3 separate regions of the Mus musculus genome follow, and all the other regions are linked to region 1. Evidence: chromatin contacts called from ENCODE POLR2A ChIA-PET data. All regions are on one chromosome and are shown on one strand. Each heading gives the region's core, a stretch centred on a gene start or an enhancer-like site at or near the end of the contact. The rest is flanking DNA. Distances are from core to core; before and after follow the strand shown. Region 1 holds the start of Cirbp (cold inducible RNA binding protein). Region 2 holds the start of Abhd17a (abhydrolase domain containing 17A). Region 3 holds the start of Fstl3 (follistatin-like 3).

What was found. ChIA-PET counts read pairs that join two places held with the same protein, here RNA polymerase II (POLR2A).
Region 2: POLR2A ChIA-PET joins it to region 1 with 23 read pairs in embryonic stem cell. The contact joins the promoter of Abhd17a here to the promoter of Cirbp in region 1. POLR2A ChIA-PET finds 5 or more read pairs at or near these places in 3 of 5 experiments (Patski and embryonic stem cell).
Region 3: POLR2A ChIA-PET joins it to region 1 with 19 read pairs in embryonic stem cell. The contact joins the promoter of Fstl3 here to the promoter of Cirbp in region 1. POLR2A ChIA-PET finds 5 or more read pairs at or near these places in 3 of 5 experiments (Patski and embryonic stem cell).

Annotation. Positions count from the first base shown.
Region 1 is chr10:80,166,223-80,169,597 of GRCm38, forward strand. Cirbp (cold inducible RNA binding protein) reads left to right here and starts at 1,617. Exons shown (of 7, transcript NM_007705.3): 1 at 1,617-1,694.
Region 2 is chr10:80,588,795-80,592,169 of GRCm38, forward strand. It overlaps Abhd17a (abhydrolase domain containing 17A), which reads right to left and starts at 1,547. Exons shown (of 5, transcript NM_145421.2): 1 at 1,381-1,547.
Region 3 is chr10:79,775,505-79,778,879 of GRCm38, forward strand. Fstl3 (follistatin-like 3) reads left to right here and starts at 1,770. Exons shown (of 5, transcript NM_031380.2): 1 at 1,770-1,893; 2 at 3,059-3,244. The coding sequence starts at 1,797.

The DNA of each region.
Region 1 (3,375 bases), core at 367-2,866:
CATATATTAAGCAGAAGCCATTGAAGTGAGAGGTGAACTGCCTTAGATGGGGGTTAGTTAGGATCCTTACATAAAACCGGGCGTGGTGGCGCACGCCTTTAATCCCAGCACTAGGGAGGCAGAGGCAGGTGGATTTCTGAGTTTGAGGCCAGCCTGGTCTACAAAGTGAGTTCCAGGACAGCCAGGGCTATACAGAGAAACCCTGTCTTGAAAAACCAAAAAAAAAAAAAAAAAAAAAAAAAGGATCCTTACATAGGCTACTCAGGACTCAGGACTCTCAAAACCACAGTGGAGGGAGAAGAAAATGTAGCCTGGAGACATGGGTCTGTTATCACAGCTACTTGGGATGTGAGCCTACGGATTTCAAGGATAGATTGAAAAATGTAGGTTGTCTCAAAGGATCAAATGGCCTAGTGGTAAAGGGCTCTTGCAGAGGACGTGGGTTCAATTCTCAGAATCCACATAAAGGTTCACAGCTGTCTGGACCTCTGCATCCAAAGGATCCAGCACTCTCTTCTGGTCTTTGTCAGCGCAAGATAGGCAAGTGCTGCATAGACATTCAGGCAAACACCCATATACATAAAATTAAAATACACTTTTTTGTTTTGTTCTCTGTGGTGTGTGTGTTTAAGAAGGCTAAGGATGTAGCTTGGTTTAGCCACTACTTAGAATTCTGCAGTGAGGGGTTAGGGGTGTGGCTCAAGGATAGAAATCCTTCCATGGCATGCTTGAGACTCTGGGGTCTCTTCTAGAAAATGCAGGTACACATTGAAAAGAGTGGTGTTTTGCCATCTGTGTGGTAATGTACACCTGGTTGGAGATGGGCAGAAATCAGGGTTCAAATGGTCGTTATACAGCAGGTTGAGATTTGTAGGAAAACTGAGTTGGGTGCAGGAAATCTAGAGAAAATCTTGACATTGTGATTAATACTGGGATGGAAATTTTAGGGCTGATCTTATGGAGTGTCCTTGGGGTCCAAAGAACTGTTAGGCAGCAGTTGTATTGGGAGGTACTTTTGGACTAGAGTAATTCGGTGGTTTTGGTTTCATGAGCAAGAACGGAGAAGAGGGGCAAGCAAGATGACTCAGTGGATAAAGCTGCTTGTGGCTAATCCTGAGTATGATCCTTAGGACCTACATGATGGAAGGAGAGACTCCATCTGTCTTCTGGCTTCACAAATGCGCCTCAGTTAAATAACTGTAATTAAATATTAAAAGAAAAAAAAGAACATAAAAGTGTTGAGTCGATGAGTCAAGGTTGGAGCCATATTTGGGAGTCTCATTGAGGTAGCAAAAGCTCTTTGTTCCCCGCCGCAGGACAAACGGGTCGGGAACGCGGAAGTGGGTCAGCTCCGCCTCCAAATCAGCTGTCCCCGCCTCCTAGTCGCTAGCGGGCGGGGGGTGGGGGGGAAAAATGCGGCCAGGAAAGATTCCAGCCAATCAAAACACTCAGCGCCTCCGCGCGGACTAGGGCAAAGCCAACGGAGTCCCGCCCCTCCACCGAGGCGCAGATGCCGAATCTAAGGCGTCGGATTGGTCAGCGCGGCGTGGTGGGCGGGTTAAGGGGCGTGGCTCCAGGAGTGGAGTATATCAGGCGGGACTCTTGCGCTCCCCCTCGCACTCGCGCCTTAGGAAGCTTGGGTGTGTGTGGCGCGCTGTCTTCCCGCTCGCGTCAGGGACCTGCCCGACTCAGCGGTGAGGGCTCTGGCGGCACCGGCTCTGAGGGGCCCGGGGCGGCGGGCGGCCTGTGACTCTCGGGCGAGGCGGAGCCGCAGCGGCACGCCCCTGGGACTTGGGGGCGGGCCCGGGTTGGAGTCCGCCCCGCCGGCGGCGAGGCGGGCAGCGGGACACTGGGGCCTCACGCTTGTCGGAGGGCGTCCTCCACCGCGCGTCATCCCCGGGCCGAGGCCGACCTTAACGGTGGGCTTTTTTTTTTTTTTTTTTTTTTGTAAAATGGCCGCCGCGATGCTTTGAAAAGCTTCGCCGGCGAAATGGCGGGACTGCCGAGTGCCCGGATGGAATGGCGCAGGGTGCGCGCTTGGCGCATGCGCTGCTCCGGGGGCGGGGCGCTCCTACCTCCAAAGTCCGGTTGTCCGCAGATGTGGAGCTGTGTCGCGTGCGACCCTTTTACTCCAGCTGGCTCTACCTCGGTTTTCTCTTCCCTTGTGGTTCCACGTGGGGAACAAAAAAGCACATGTAGGCTTGAATGTTGTCCTTTTGTGCCCCAAGTTTATTGCCCCCAAGGTAGACTGGTTTCGTGGTATAGTGGACTTATTTTCCAAGTTGTCGGTTGCCAATAATGACTTTGTCTAGATACCACGCCCCTTTCGCTAGCCACGCCTCTTGGGCCAACCTCCTTTCTCCCTTGAGTCCATCGTGCAAAAACATTTCTCTAGTCCTTGGCTGAGTAAGCGAGGCATCCCACAACTGGCACACCTCCAGACAGTACCCTAAAAGCGTATTTCAGTAGTGAAGTTTCTCTGGCCCAACAACTCTATGCTAGTGAGGGTAGGCAGTCACTATCATTTCTGTCCCCAACCACACACATTTGCAAAGTGACCATGCCATTTTGATCCTAACCTTGGGATTCTCTGGCCAGGTGTAATCAAGACCTAGAATCATTTAAGGTTAGCCTCAGCTGTATGACAAAGTATTCCATATGCCTTTGGGATGATAAAAGCAAAAAGAGTTCCCTCTTGTGTAGCCCAGAAGGGTATTGAACTTGCTGTGCAATTGTATTTGGTTTTGGATTCTGTTCCTTTGCCTCCAACTCCCACAGGCTAGGCGAGATGGGTATTTGTTTTGAAACAGTCTCTCAAACTGATCCACAGTGTCCTTTTTCTCATTGATCTTCCCATCTCGGTGACTTGAATGGCTGGATGAGAGGTGTGAAAGAAACCCCACTTGAAGCTGAGGTTTCCCAGTAAGACCATGGGGTCCTCTCCCCCCACCCCCATGCTTCCCCCCTAGCCCCCCCCCCCCAGTTTCTTTGTGTACTCCTGGTTATCCTGGACTCTCTTTGCAGACCAGGCTGGCCTCAAAACTCACAGAAATCTGCCTGCCTCTGTCTCCCAAGTGTTGGGATCAAAGGCATATACCACCATGTCCAGCTGTGGGTTACTTTTATTTATATACATACATACATACATACATACATACATACATACATACATACATATGTAGGTAAGGGATGGGAAGAGGCAGCTTTAACTCCTTAAAGCTTTCAGTGACTTATCCTTACAGGTGTTCCAAGGCCATCCTGGACTATAAAAGGAGACACTGTCTCAATTTTTTAAAGGCAAAGAATGTGGGGGGCTGAAGAGTTGGCTCAGGGGTTGAGAGCACTGCCTGCCTGCCAGAAGACCCAGGTTCAATT
Region 2 (3,375 bases), core at 297-2,796, 420 kb after region 1:
CAGCCGCCGCTATCATTCCGTGTCAAAGGCTTGGCCCTCGCTACTTTGACACTTTCTGCAGCACACACCTATTGAGTGACCTCCCTTCTAGAGTTGTCCTTCCTCCTCCTAGTCACAGACCTCATGCCTAGCCACACATCTTATCAGGTGTGTAATTTCTGGGGTCTCAACCTGCAGTATGTTTTCTAGACAAGTCAAGCAAGGGGAGGCCTCAGTTTCCTGCCTGTGGCTGTCCCTACGTATGCCAGTATCCTGAGTCTGCCATATGGGGAGGAACTCTCAGTCATGATTCCAGATACTTCTACAGTTAACTAGTTCTCCATCCTGCATGGGGCAGGACCTGGAAGACCCACTTCCACTCAACAACCATGTGCAGGGCAGCCAGAGAAAATAAAGCTGTGGAAGAAAGACATTAAAGACATAAGCCTCTGGGACCTGCCAGTGTTATATGGAGAGGACAGACAGCATGTGGGACCTCATGTCACAGATGGGGCCACTGGGTACTGTAAGCCGGGATTATTCACTCACTGCCACAAAGCCCAAGCATTGTGATCACAGACATAAAACCAGGCCCTGGTGTTACAAGCAACCAAGCTACTGTAAGGGCTCTAGGATGACCTACATATGACTGTCTGCTCTGGCATGCCTCACCGGGCCAGTCATAGTAGGGAGGCAACCCTCTAGGAGCTGAAGAGTTCAAAGAATGTAGGGTTGAGGGAGGTGGCTCAGCAGGTAAAGGCACTTGCTACCAAGTTTGAAAATCCGATTTGGATCAGGGGACCAGCATGGTAGGAGAGGACTGACTTCAGGAAGCTGTCCTCTGCGTGGGCGCACACACGTGAAAAAAAGGAAATAGCTCAGTGACAGAGGACCGCAGAGGTAAACCCGGGCAGCAGGAGAGGATTCGAAAAACTGCAAGGGCTCCCAGGGGAGCAGGGTCTGCTCAAGCTGCACCCTCAGCAAGAGGGTGCTTCAGCAAGAGGGCTTCATCGTGGGGGTGATGAGGAACCATAAAGGAGTCCTGGGCTGCAGAAAGGAAGCCTGCAGTGGGCCCCCGCTGGCAGGAAGACGCCAGGTGAGTGGCAAAGGTGGCCGGTGAATGTCAGCAGACAGATGTAGACAGAGAGGGTGTGGGACAGTGGCCTGGGTCTGCGGCTGGCCCGGGCGTTTCTTGGGGACACAGCCGTGTCCTGAGGAGGTTAAGCGACTGCTCCAGGATCGCTGCACTGGGACATGGGGATGCCAGGGACACGGTGGGTGCGCTGGTCTCACAGCCATCCCCGGAGAGCGCAGGGAGGTCTCGGACGCAGGGCCCCCGCTCGATTCGGCCCCACACCATAAACCGCCGCAGCCCGCGCGCGCCCGCCCGCCTGCACTCACCGCCGCCCGCGCCCGCCGGCCCGGGGGCCGCACTCCATGGCTCCCGGCCGCCCGCCCGTGCGTCCGTCTGTCTGTCCCCCGGGGACCCCGACCCAGCCTCCTGCACCGCCACCACCGCAGCTCCGCCGCGGGCGGAAGTGAGCTTGACCTAACACCGCCCCCGGAAGTGATGCGAGGCGAATGCGCAAGCGAGGAGGCCTCTGGCTGTTTATGGGGGCGGAGCAAAGCGACCGCGAAGCGGATTGGGTAGGTTGTTGTGAGGGCGGTACATGTGCTGGAGGTGGGGCCATGAGAAGGAGGAGTCGGATTTCTGGGCGGGGCTCAAGATGGAAGGCGGGACTTGGTTATGCGGGCGGGGCTTTATATGGGGGCGGGGCCTCAATAGAAGTGAAGGTGAATGGTCTGAAGAAGCTTGGCTGGCGACAAGGTGCCCGGTGAAGAGCGGTCTGGGGGCGGGGCCTGGAATAAAGGCGGAACCGAATGGTCTGGGGGCAGGACCTGGATAGGGTGTGACTTTGACCGGAGTAGGGCTGCGTTCAGAGGATGGGATTTGCATTCCCAGTTGATTGGTTAAATTATCCTTGCCTTCCCCCTCCACCCCATCTGCTCATCCCCTCCGTGAATTCCTGGAAGAGGCAATAAAATGAGTTTCTCTCAGGATCTCAAGACAGGAGCTGGAGAGGTGTTCACCCTTTAAGAACACTACACATCCCAGGACCCACAAGGTGGTTCTCAACCACCTGTAACTCCATTTCCAGGAGAATCTACTCCCATTTCAGGCTTCTTCAGATACCCGACAGACACATAGGCAAAACACCTTTACAACCCAATTTTTTTTATTTTATGTTTATTTATTTATTATATGTAAGTACACTGTAACTGTGTTCAGATACTCCAGAAGAGGGCGTCAGATCTCGTTGTGGATGGTTGTGAGCCACAATATGGTTGCTGGGATTTGAACTCAGAACCTTCGGAAGAGCAGTCGATGCTCTTACCCGCTGAATCATCTCACCAGCACCCTACAACCCAATTTTATTTGTCTGTGTATTTACATTACTGCGCCATGGAGCGCCTGTGGAGGTCAGAAAACAGTTTGTGGGAATCCTCTCTGTTCTACCGAGTGAGTCCCTGAGATTAAACTCAGGTTTTCTGGCAAGAGTCTTTTACCCACTGAGCCATCTCACTGGCCCTCGTTTTGAGTTGAGTGTAGGGGGCAGAGGGTGTTCTTTATCTGTTTATTTTATATGTATGTGTGCTTTGCACTCATGTGTGTGCACAACAAATGTACCCAGGGAGGGGGTGTCAAATTCCCAAGAACTAGAGTTATGGGCAGTTGGGTTGCTGGTGAGCCACTACATGGGTTCTGGGAACCAAACCCAGGTTCTTCACAAAAGCAGTAAATGTTCTTTGTTTCTTGTAGTCTTTCTCTTTGTATCCTTGGTTGTCCTGGAACTCATTCTAGTCCAGGGACTTGAACTCAGAGATCTGCCTACCTCTACCAAATGCTGGGATTAAAGGCATGCACCTTGAATTGCACCCACCTACTGTACATGCTCTCAACCATTGAGCCATTCCTCCAGCATCCCCGACTAGGTTTTTTGTTTTTTTGTATTTTTGGGGTTTTTTTTTGGGGGGGGGGGTTCAAGACAGGGTTTCTCTGTATAGCCCTGGCTGTCCTGGAACTCACTCTGTAGACCAGGCTGGCCTCGAACTCAGAAATCTGCCTGCCTCTGCCTCCCAAGTGCTGGGATTAAAGGCGTGTGCCACCACCGCCCGGCTCCCCGTCTAGTTTTTTAAGACAGGACCTCATGCTATATAGATCAGGCCAGTCTGGAACTCATTGTGTAGTTCTGTTGTAGCCTTCAAATTACTGATGCTAACTCTGTACAGTTAATTGTCCTGCTTCTTGGAAGCCTCACCAAAGAAGACTGCACTGTTGTGTACAGACGGTTTGCCTCTGCGTCCCCGTCCCCCGTCCCCCACCCCCCCCACCCG
Region 3 (3,375 bases), core at 520-3,019, 390 kb before region 1:
CTCCTAGCAGAAAGGAAGAAAAGAAAAAGTCTTTCAAGTCTGCATGTGTCACAGCTAGCTGTGGGGTTAGAGGGGACAACCTGCAGGAGTCAGGTCTCCTACCTACCACATGAGTATCAAACTCAAGTTGTTAGGCTTGGCTGCAAATGCCTTTACCCTCCAAGACATCTTTTTGTTTTGATGGTTATTTTGAGGCAGGGCCTCACCGTATAACTCTGGATGGCCTTGAACCCACAGAGCTTGCCTCTGCCTCCCAAGATCTGGGAGTAGAGGTGTAGTCCACCAAGCCAGACCACTGAGCTATCCTATCCTGTTTCTTCAAAGTATTTTTTTTTTTTGAGACAGGGTTTCTCTGTATAGCCCTGGCTGTCCTGGAACTCACTCTGTAGACCAGGCTGGACTTGAACTCAGAAATTCGCCTGCCTCTGCCTCCCGAGTGCTGGAATTAGTATTTCTTCTTCTTTTTTTTTTTAAAGATTATTTATTTTATGTATGTGAGTACAATGCTGCTGTTTTCAGACACACCAGAAGAGGACATTACAGATGGTTGTGAGCCACCATGTGTGAATTGAACTCAGGACCTCTAGAACACCAGTCAGTGCTCTTTAAGTGAGCCATCTCTCCAGCTCCCATCCTGTTTCTTAGATAGAGTCTTTCTGGCCTGTGCTCTCTTTGTAAACCAGATTGAACTTGAATTTGTGGCCCCCATAAGTGCTGGGATTCTGGGGTACAACTCCTGCCGGATGATTTTTTTTTCCTATGTGCACATATCCATTCACAGAGGCCAGAAGACATCAGGTGTCCCCTCTCTCACATCTGGCCTTATTCCTTTGAGACAAGAGTCTCTCACTGAAGTTGCAGGTATGGTGACCAGCAAGCCCCAGCAATCCTCCTGTCTCCACCCCCACATACCTGGGATTACAGGCGTCCTTGCCCCACATTGGCTTTTTACATGGATGCTGGAGATTTGAACTCAGGTCTTCCTGTCTCTGAAGCAATCAGTCTTAACCCCTGAGCCATCCTCTAAACTCTGGGTTTGGCTTCGTTTTCCCTTTTTGAGTCAGGGTCTCAGGTAGCCCAGGCTAGCCTTGAATTCCCTGTGTAGCTGAGAATGTCCTTGAACTCTTGATCCACCAGCCGTTACCTCCTGAGAGCTGGAATGGCAGGTGTGCACCATCCCTTTTGTGCCGGTGGACTCCAGGGCCTGTGTGAGCTGGGGGAGCACTCTAGCTCCCACGGAGCTAGCTACAGACAACCTCAACTTTAGTTTGATGCACTCTGAAGCCCTAGCTGGCCTCAAACTCACAGCAATCCTCCTGCTTCAGCCTCCAAAGGCTAGAATGGTAGGTATGAGTCTTTAAATAGTTTGGAACAGCATGGGGACACCCTTTGCAACCGTGGGTACTGTCATGGTGAAGGTTAGGCAAGAGGCTAAAGAGACCAGATGGTAACCTCAATACCCGCTTAGCCCAGGTGGGGCTTCTCACCTGCACCCCAGAGATCCCCAAAGGAACACTGGACACCTGGAGGTGTCCACCTCCCAGGACATGCCCTCCGGGCCACACTTTGTGACCTGACCCCATTGTGGACTGTTCTTCCTAGACAACTGTCTGGTTCCCAGATGGGACACGGCCTGCCCCCGGTGGCCACCCCCGCGCAGGCCCGGGCCCTGCGCCTCGGGGACACGTCCGTCCCGCTGCGCCCCGCCCCGCCCGCCGCCGGCCCCGCCCGCCCTGGGCTTTTATAGGCCGAGGCGTCTGCACTCGCTGAGTCCCCGCTGCTGCCCAACACTCGCCATGCGTTCTGGGGCACTGTGGCCGCTGCTTTGGGGAGCCCTGGTCTGGACAGTGGGATCCGTGGGCGCCGTGATGGGCTCCGAGGATTCTGTGCCCGGTGAGTGGGGCTGGGCGGAAGGGGCGGGCGAGCGGGCCACCCACGTGGCCTGAGGAATGCGGCAGGGGGATGTCTGGGGTGTGCTCTGGCTGGGTGGGCGAATGCGGGACTCCACGCCTCCAGCCTCAAAAGAGGACTGACATTTATTTATTGAGCTCTTACTGTTTACATGCTTTCCCATGAGTCCACAGAACAGCCGAAACTTGTGGGTACTTTTTCCTCCCCGTTTTCAGGATAGGTAAACTGAGGCCCAGGGTCATGAACCTTTTAAGTGACGTGGTAGGTGGCTCTGTAGGCCCTAGAGAGACATCTCTGGGTGGCTGGCCCTGCTAATGCCACTTAGGCAGAGGGTTTCAGGAGTCTCTGGATGAGATGCCTCAGGTAGAATGGTATACCTGCATCTGGCCAGGAGAGCTCCAGCCTCAGTCTCCCTTTTTGTAAAGCCTTTGCAGAGGTGCTGGGGCCCAGTTCATGGAAGGCGTTCGGCAGTGTCTCTTGAGCAAGAATGAGTTCTGATGGGGGCGGGGGGGGGGGGGGAGGTGTGCGGCTGTCTTCACTTAAGGGTGAAGAAAGCCAAAGGTTCTGTGTTCTAGCCCCTACCAGCCCTGCAAGGCTGCTGCCCTCCAAGGGAGCCAAGCCCCCTCCCCTAGGGCCGCGTCCCCCGTCCCTGTCCCAGGGGAGTGAGCTCACGCAGAGGGAATGTTCCCCAGTTGGAGTGAGTAAGAGGCGGGTCAGGCGAGGGGGGGCTGCAAGCCGGGGGCTCGGCTGTCCTGGGCACTGTCTAGACAGAGGGCAGAGGCGGGAAGCCAGTGCAGGCCCACAGACCCTCACATGCCGAGCGCCTGGCATTTGAAGGGGCTGGGCAGGGTGCCAGTTCTCAGGCCTGGAGGCCAGGCGGGAGTTGGTGGTGGAGCACTCGGGTGCGGCTCAGAGGAGAAGGGTTCCCTCCACAGAAGAGCTCGAGCCACAGCTGTGGCTTTCTGCCCTTTCTTCCTGTACAGGGCATTTAGGATAGCTATGGACATCTCTGAATTGGCTGGGGGAATTAGATCTGAGGTGTTGGGGGTTAGTTGGGAGTTTGTTCCACAAAGATCATGTATAGGGATAATTCTTAGGTAGAGATGGGGTCTGGAGCTTCCCCATTCCTCCTCCTCCTTCCAAATAGGTGGCGTGTGCTGGCTCCAGCAGGGCAGAGAGGCCACCTGCAGTCTGGTGCTGAAGACTCGTGTCAGCCGGGAGGAGTGCTGTGCTTCCGGCAACATCAACACCGCCTGGTCCAACTTCACCCACCCAGGCAATAAAATCAGCCTGCTAGGGTTCCTGGGCCTCGTCCACTGCCTCCCCTGCAAAGGTGAAGCCGTGGGGGGCTCCTGATGGCAGACAAGACCCAGAGTGAATGGGGAACTGGGGAGGGGACCCTGGGGCCCACGACTTGCGGAGGCTTTGAGAAGCCCCCTGGTTTCATCATGTAAAGCCCCTAAC